Regions from separate parts of the Homo sapiens genome. Here region 1 is linked to region 2. Evidence: read pairs that join two places in POLR2A ChIA-PET (ENCODE). Cell type or tissue: GM12878. All regions are shown on one strand. Each heading gives the region's core, and the rest is flanking DNA. Links, peaks and the distances in the headings are about the cores only.

Region 1 (4,400 bases), core at 314-4,313, 240 kb before region 2:
TTTGCACTGAATCTTAGTATTAACTTTTGTTCCAAAATTTTCATATAATTGTAATCACTGTCCTCCATTGTAAGATAAAAAGAGCTACCTAAGAGATCTGTGGCTCAGTTCCTTTTGTTCAGTATATATACCTCAGGGTAAAGGACCTAAGGCTCTGGCACTTCCTACATAATTTGTTCATAAAAATAATTTTCTGTACCTGTAGGTGCAGGGATTCATAGTGATTTTTCTGTTTTAAAAAATATCTTTCTACACTGTCTGATTTTTAAAAATGAGATTATCAGTATAAAAGAAATACAGCTATTTTGTAAAAGAAAAATACAGGAGAAAAAGGATAAAGCTACTTTGTTTTAAAACGCAGTATCATTAAAACAAAAACAAACCAAATTTGTTCTAAGTTTGACTTTAGAGTCAGGAAACTTAAGCTTACATTTTTGGTCTGCCATCTATTACTTTTAAAGCTTGGGCAAATTATTCATTTGAAGTCTAAATTTATTAATCTGTTAATGGGAACAGATTAGAAATCTTCAGAGAAGCTCTAGCCTTTGTAACATTGTGACTATAATGCTGAGAACTGCTTCACTCATCCCATTCATATTTTAAAAATACTAATATTTTGTGTTTGAGCATTTTAATAGGCTCAGAAACTTAAAAATGATGTTTCTTTTCTAACAACATACTCTTTTCAATGGGATATTATGGTTGTTATTATTTAACATGACATTTAGGGACTCAACATACATTAAGGTGATGGCACTAAGATAAATGTAGAAATAACCAGTACCATGTAATTTTCATAAGTGCTTAAATTGTTGGTAAACAATTTTATGAGTTGGAGGTGTTGAAGCAAATATTATTAATATTTGAACATAAAAGCTGATCAAAGGGGCCTGGTCCACAGAAGATGTTTATTTGATGTAACAAAACAATACAGTTAGTGTTAGATCCAACCACAAAGAGCAAAAGGAATGAAAAATTTGTACAATGTACATAGAAAAAACAAGATATTTACTGTGACAACTATATATTCCTAAAATAATGCTTCTAAAATTACTCAATTATTGAAATCTACATGAAAAAAAGGATGTTAATAGCGACAAAGTGCATAAAATCAAACATTGTATTTTGAGCAAATTAACATACTAGGCAATTTTGCTAAGAATGCATGATTTTTTTTTTCTTGTTTACAGTCTGCTCAAAATATCTTTATACCAACAGGGTAGGCAGAACATTTAGGTTTAATATCAGTTACACAATATTAGCATAAACTTCCACAACTACATAGGGTATTGTTTTCTTTTGAGCTGGCAAAGTGACTATAGAAACATCAGATGATTTCTCTGAATTGAGAATTTTATCCAAATAAATGCCACATACCTTCTAGATATATGCATATCTTTCTATATTATGTAAATGGCTTTACCCATTTAAATAATAAACCATACAGCATTTAAGAATCATTATTATATGATTAACAATGTCATGTTCCAGGTTTAACAATTTCATAGGCCAAAAAAAATTTCTTCTTAAAAACTAGTTTTATAAACGCAGAATATATTCCATGAGTAACTGCTGGTATTTTTTAAGAAAATATATTGTGCAATTGTGGCTACCACGTACTGCTGGCAAAGCATTATTATTTATGTAAAATGTGAAAAAAAAGGTGTAAAAATTTTTCAACTGCCTATGATCATGATGAAAGGTTACTGCCTTCTTACAAAAATTATATTGGCATCTTCTTAAAAATAATTCGAAAAAGGGATAAACTCCCTAGCCAAAAATAAATAAATAAAAAGGTGCATTTTTTAAAATGATGCTACTGCAATGCAATGGTTTAAATACCAAAAAACTGAGAAAATGAGCTGTCTGTGATCCAGCATTAAAGAACATACTAAAAAAGAGCATTAATGTAAATTAAGTAGAAAGGGGATCAAAATTGAACTAACCAAGTTTGTGCAGTATTGTAGCCAGGCTTCTAAAATTAGATGTAGAAAATATAAATAGACTGCTTTAGGTAATGAGCCACCAGTGTCCAAAAAAAGGAATGAAATTAAGAAAAAGCTCAGTTAACTTGATCCAAAGCTCTGAGTAATTCTTCACCCTGCAGTAGGTTTCTGCTGCCTTGTATAGGAGCATTAACTTCACAATCATAACTGGTCAGCTGTGGTAATCCACTTTCATCCATTGATTGCCCCAGCAGTCTACATGCTAAATCTGAAAAACAAAAGAGATACCTAAGTATACATTCATCTAGTCAATGAATATTTATTAAACACCCACAATGTGTTAGGTATCATAGAAAATAAAGCAAAATTCTGGAAGGGTTTTTAGTTTACCTGGCAAAACCACAACTATGTTAAAAAGTAAGTATAATCCAGTGATACTGTTGCTGTGTCAGAAATGTTTACAGGATACAATAAAGGCACAAAGAAATAACAATTTGGAAAAAGGCATAAATATGGTGGGCATCAAAGCTGATGCCTGTAATCCTAGCACAGGCTGAGGCAGGAGGATCACTTGAGGCCAGGAGTTTGAAACCAGCCTAGGCAACATAGTGAGACCCCATCTCTACAAAAAGCAACCGGGTGTGGTGAGGCATGTCTGTAGTGCGAGCTACTCAGGAGGCTGAGGTAGGATGATTGCTTGAGCTTGAGCACAGGAGTTTGAGACTGCAGTGAGCTATGATCATGCCACTGCACTCCAGGCCTGGGCAACAGAGCGAGACCCTGTCTCAAAAAAAAAAAAAAAAAAAAAAGAAGTCATAAAAGTTCACAAATTTCAGCTTCTATCAATATTGACAGCACATGGACATAGAGAAATCAAAGAAAATTACTAAAAATGAAAAGCTCCACCTTGAAATGTTAATCTCTGTATTAAGACCATCACATGAAATACAACTGTACTTTTTTTTTTTTTTTTTTTTGAGGCAGAGTCTCACCCTTGTCGCCCAGGCTGGAGTGCAGTGGTGCCATCTTGGCTCACTGCAACCTCTGCCTTCCGGGTTCAAGCAATTCTCATGCCTCAGCCTCCCAAGTAGCTGGGATTACAGGCGCCCGCCACCACGCCCAGCTAATTTTTGTATTTTTAGTAGAGACGGGGTTTCACCATGGTGGCCAGGCTGGTCTCCAACTCCTGACCTCAGATGATCTGGCTGCCTCGGCCTCCCAAAGTGCTGGGATTACAGGTGTGAGCCACCGCGCCCAGCCACAACTTTACTTTTTAATCTTGCTAAGGAACCAAAGTCATTCTCACTTAGATTAAAGCTCCTAAATAAAAATGTTTCATGTATTTTGTCTTTGTGATGTTCAAGGTCAAAAAGAATAAACTAACCAGAGGGTATTAAAATAATTGTCTTTTGCTCCATTCCATTCTGTTCACTAGATTTGCATCCTTTTACACGTTTCCAAGAAAGTGATGTAGTAGCTGCATGATCGTCTGGCTGCTGTAATAATGTTCCCTATAAACAGTAAAGTTATTTCAAGTTTAGTTTGTTGAATTTTTTTTTTAAACAACCAAAAACCTTGAAATTGGTGTAAATTTAATAACATTATAGGCAGTTTCTTAAATACTACCCTAAATTATTTTGAATTCTTTCTTAAGTTATTTGTCATCCATTATGACCATTCTGTCTATAAATACTTTCCAGTTAATTTAGTTTGAAAATATCAGAATGTATTATACCACCATTGACTTACCCCAAAACATAGCAGTTCTTTTTTAAATATGAGATGGACTCTCACTCTCTTACCCAGGCTGGAGTGCAGTGGCCTGATCTCAGCTCATCGCAACCTCCACCTCCCGGGTTCAAGCTATTCTCCTGCCTCAGCCTCCAGAGTGGCTGGGATTATAGTTGTGCACCAACACGCCTGGCTAATTTTTGTATTTTTAGTAGAGACAGGGTTTCACCAAGTTGGCCAGGCTGGTCTCGAACTCCTGACCTCAAGTGATCCTCATCTTGGCCTCCCAAAGTGCTGGGATTACAGGCGTGAGGCACTGTGCCTGGCCAATAGCAGTTCTTTTAATAAGGCAAAGTAACTTAAAGGGAAGAGAATGAGATTGGTGGTGATATTCAGGGTGGAGTAAGGGGAGAACTTCACTTTTTAACTCAAAATACACTGGAATTGTTTGGAATTTTTATACCAAGAATGTATGTATTAAACATTTGTATTTTTAAAAACCAGTGCATACAGAGTAAAAAAACCCAATGTATAACTTCTGAAAATATAACTTTACTATTTGGAAGAAACGTGGAAACACACACACACACACACACACACACACACACACGAAATAGCACATTAGCTAGAAAAGCAAAACCTACTACTCATACTTACAATTCCTACTGCTTGAAAAAGTGAACCATCATGTTCCATTTTTCGCTTTCTCTGAGCATTCTGCAA
Region 2 (4,400 bases), core at 228-4,227:
GGTGGCTCATGCTCCTAATCCCAGCACTTTGGCAGGCCAAGGCGGGTGGATCACCTGAGGTCGGGAGTTCGAGATTAGCCTGACCAACATGCAGAAACCCCATCTCTACTAAAAATACAAAATTGGCCAGGCGTGGTGGCACATGCCTGTAATCCCAGCTACTCAGGAGGCTGAGGCAGGAGAATTGCTTGAAGCCGGTAGGTGGAGGTTGCAGTGGGCGATAGAGCAAGACTCCACCTCAAAAAAAAAAAAAAAAAAAAAAAAAAAAAGAAAAGAAAAGAAAAGAAAAGACAAATCCTAGAGAGCTCTCTCACGGCTTCCACCATGTGAAGTCTCAGTGAGAAGGCAGCTATCCGTGAACCAAGAAACAGGCCCTCACCCGACACCAAATCTGCTGGTACCTTGACCTTGCACTTTCCAGCCTTTAGAGCACTGAGAAATAATTTTCTGTTGTTTACAAGCCACCCAATCGATAGTGTTCTGTCATAGTAGTCCAATGGAGTAAGAAATACTTCAGACATTCAGCAATGAAAGAAGTGGGGAGAGAGGTATCTGTCTCTTCACTTCCTTCAGCTCTATGAAATAAAACCACAAATAAAAGCTCACTTATTTCCTTCCATGTAACTTTCACAATTGGTAATTACTTTTACTTGTTTGTGTGCTTACACTAGAATGCCTGCTTCCTGTGGGCAGGGAGCAGGCCTATTGTGGTCACTATTATATCTCCAGGCAAAAAATAGGTCTCAATTAACATTTGTTGAATGAGTAAATGAATGGATGGATGGATTAATAAATGAATACAAACCTATAAAGTTACAGACAAATTTATACCTCATGTAAATATATTAACATCTCATATAAAGGACATAAAACAAGAGGCGTAAGGGAAAGGCAATTTCCCCCAGTGTGTCTCTGAAACTAAGGTAGTGACTGATGTTAAAAAATAAATCTGTTCTTAATGCTTTAGTTACTAAATTTCCTATTTCTGAACGAGAGGAGAATACTCCATCAAAGGAAAATGCTGGAGAAATTCCCCTCCTACAGAGGGACCCCTCTCAATTTGTAAAAACACCCTTTTTTGTTTGGTTCTACCATCTTAAAGAAAAAAAAGTAGAAATGCAGACACCTCTTTGTATGATGACCATGCAGTGTACCGCCCAAAATGGGCCTCAGACGGCTGGGTGCGGTGGCTCATGCCTGTAATCCCAGCACTTTGGGAGGCCGAGGTGAGTAGATGACTTAAATTCAGGAGTTCAAGACCTGCCTGGCCAATATAGTGAGACCCCATCTCTACTAAAAATAACAAAAATTAGCCGGGGGTGGTGGTGAGCACCTGTAATCCCAGCTACTCAGGAGGCTGAAGCAGGAAAATGGCTTGAACCCAGGAGGTGGAGGTTGCAGTGAGCCGAGATCGCACCACTGCACTCCAGTCTGGGCAACAGAGCGAGACTCTCTCAAGAAAAAAAAACCCAATAAACAAAATGGGCCTCTGAGAGTAAAATGGGTCATGAAGGGGGATTATGGGAGCAAACTGGGACTTTTCTGGGCAAATGATGACATGGGGTCTGACCTACCTCTGCAACAGGTAAGTTAATCTAAGCTCATTCAAAGTTAAAACAATTTTTTAAATAATTCTTCCATTTAAAATGTGTTGTTAATTGAACCCTTCTTATCTTGAACTCTGATGAGTTTTTATCTTGAGAATTAATTCTTGCAAAGTAAAGTATCTTGAGCTTCTCTGGTAAGTTTTTGATTCTAGAGTTATATCTTAAAACACAAAGTATAACACAGGTCACTTTCCCTGGATGATATATCAAGTGAGATACTGTGAAAATACTCTGCATGGTAAGCCCTCGACTCTACCTCTTTCTTTTTATGAAAACAGAATACATGGCACAAAGCACAGCTGCCCCTGAGACATGCTTCAGAGGTAAAGCGCTTTGTAACAGATTCACTTCCTTTCCCAGTGCCACAGAACAAAGATTACACTCAGCCTTCCTGGACATAAAAACTTCAGTTTTTCCCATTCCTCCTGCCAAAGCTGAAATGCCGAGAAATGCTGGGAACCTGGCCTGTGATTATACACACTTCATATTTTACATTCTGAAACCCCAAGGAATAAGCTGTTGAGAACAGAGTCCTATTTCTTAAATGGCAGTTGAACAGATACAACGCTCAAGCTCTGTTGAGCGTGGCTTAGTATTTGCATAGGCAGAAACAGACAAAGACTGCACAGATTCTGCCAGTCTGTGGGCACCTTCCCGGCATATGTGGCAGACCTCAGTTAACTTTTCTCACTTATTTCTGTTTGGTTGTTTTTTAACCTTCTGAATTACTCAACCAGATTCTTACAGGAAAAAAAAAAAAAAAACCACTAACACACATACAAATCAGTCACAGGGAAACTCAGTTACGGCCTCTGACGGGTTTGAACCTGTCTATTTGCAAATGAGAAAACAAAATTTCAGTGTTCTTTAGGCCAAAATAGTATCTACCCTGCTCCTTGGTGCAGCAATAAAATGGACAGCCCCACAGTAATCAGATTTTGGGTTTGCTTTTGTCAAAATTTTCCTCCTCAGTTTTGTAAGTTGATTTCACCGCCACAGTATATTTTTCTCAATTCCACCTTCTGTGTAGGAGTCAAAAAAAAAAAAAAAAAAAAAGCCTGCTTCCCTTCCTCTCTTACATTCATTCCTTTCCTTCAAGAACCAACCCAAGAGCCACACATCCCCCAGGAAGGGCTCGAAAGGGTGAATTCCATGACTCAGTGTCACCTGCCTTCCTCTGCTGCTCGGCCCCATTTCTTTGTCAAAGGAGTGTTAAAATCCTCACTCGGTGAACTTGGGAAAGGCAAGCTTCTAGCTGCTTGGATTAAAGACTGAATACCCCCTCTTGCTTCATTTGCAAGATTTGGGGCTGCTCCCATCTGTTCTTAGAGGGCAGGAGCTCATTTTTAATTTTTTCTCTCTTGACATTATTTGGGACAGCGCCCATAGAGAAAGGTGTTTGAGAACTCCCTGGTGAATAAGCAGTCCACTCTGTACAACAGAAGGCACTCTATAACCACGGTAGAAGTATGTGCTGCTACTCTTTAATCCAGTTATAAATAATGACTGGTGCAACTGCTCTACCTGGAGCAGTAGTGCTGGAAAGAAATCTTTCTTTGTAGCTTGTAACTGCAATAAACGTTTATAAGCCTGTTGCCTGATCTGAAAAAACCAGCACTTTCTCCAACAAGAGATAGCAGAATTATTTCCAGGACTTGAACTGTCACCCATAGACCCTTCTGATAAAAGAAAAGATTGAATGGGCATGGTGGCTCATGTCTGTAATCCCAGCACTTTGGAAGGCTGGGGTGTGCGGATCACGAGGTCAGGAGTTTGCGACCAGCCTGGCCAACATAGTGACACCCGTCTCTACTAAAAATACAAAAATTAGCCGGGTGTGGTGGCATGTGCTATAGTCCCAGCTACTCAAGAGGCTGAGGTAGGAGAATCACTTGAACCTGGGAGGTGGAGGTTGCAGTGAGTGAAGACCATGCCATTGCACTCCTGCCTGAGTGAGAGTGAGACTCCATCTCGGAAAAAAAAAAAAAAAAAGAAAAGAAAAGAAAAGAAAAGAAAAGATTGCCTACCTACTACCTTTCTTTAAGGATTTAGATTTCATCTCTCTAAAGACTTAGGAAAAAATCTCTGTTCTTCAGGTAGATAATATACCACCATTTGTTTTTCAACAGGAGACATTCAAATGCAGAGCTTGCATATGCATAGACCATTTCTGGAAGGACATATAAGGACATGTCTTGAGGAAGAGGAATTGAGAGACTGGGGACAAGGGTATGAAGAGGATTTAGCATTCACTGTAATCATTTTAGAACAGCTAAAAGTGTCCTTTTTATGTATATGCATTAATTTACATTTTAAAATTAAATTAAAGTGACACTGCTCTTTAGTCAATAAATGATACTGTGTTTCCACCCATCTTCTCATCACTTACTCCCCACCATGAATTCCTGCAGACAAATGTTGGCTCAGTTGCTAGAAATAAAACAGAAATGAAGACAAGAAAAAAGAAATATTGCCATGCCCTGTGCCAGAAATTGAGGGATAACAAATGAAATGAACAAAAAAGAGCTCAAGATGCAAGCCCTTATGTAGCCATGACAAATGAGGAAACGTACGAGACTCTTGGTGTAGCTTTCGCTACTGCTTTTTTTTTTAATGGGATTAAAATGAGCACACATCTCTCTTTTTTTCATTTATTTGTCTATCAGGGACAAACCATCCAGGTCAATATATGTAGATCTAATGTATTCTTTCTTTTAATTGTTGCATAATATTCCACAGTACGGGTATAACCATAATTTATTCAACAATTTCCTTATGGAATCTGTCTTTCAA

What was found. Peaks named below come from ENCODE experiments on the same cell type or tissue, not always from the same donor. Only the 100,000 strongest peaks of a DNase experiment are listed, where the experiment ranks them.
Region 1: POLR2A ChIA-PET joins it to region 2 with 11 read pairs; 7 of 35 experiments call an interaction of 5 or more read pairs at or near these places.

What each region holds. Positions count from the first base shown.
Region 1 is chr14:61,744,748-61,749,147 of GRCh38, reverse strand. It overlaps HIF1A (hypoxia inducible factor 1 subunit alpha), which reads right to left. Exons shown (of 15, transcript NM_001530.4): 13 at 4,335-4,400; 14 at 3,331-3,457; 15 at 890-2,214. The coding sequence ends at 2,063. The region is part of intron 1 of HIF1A-AS3 (HIF1A antisense RNA 3); the gene reads left to right. HIF1A-AS2 (HIF1A antisense RNA 2) reads left to right here and starts at 59. Exons shown (of 1, transcript NR_045406.1): 1 at 59-2,109. In GM12878, for the core only: no CTCF peak of the experiment used is centred there; no DNase peak of the experiment used is centred there; H3K4me3 peaks cover 3,772 bases; H3K27ac peaks cover 1,171 bases.
Region 2 is chr14:61,501,265-61,505,664 of GRCh38, reverse strand. All of the region lies in intron 10 of PRKCH (protein kinase C eta), which reads right to left. Among named protein-coding and RNA genes, the nearest start is that of PRKCH-AS2, 42 kb to the left of the region's middle. In GM12878, for the core only: no CTCF peak of the experiment used is centred there; DNase peaks (open chromatin) are centred at 1,732 and 2,284; H3K4me3 peaks cover 1,574 bases; H3K27ac peaks cover 3,376 bases.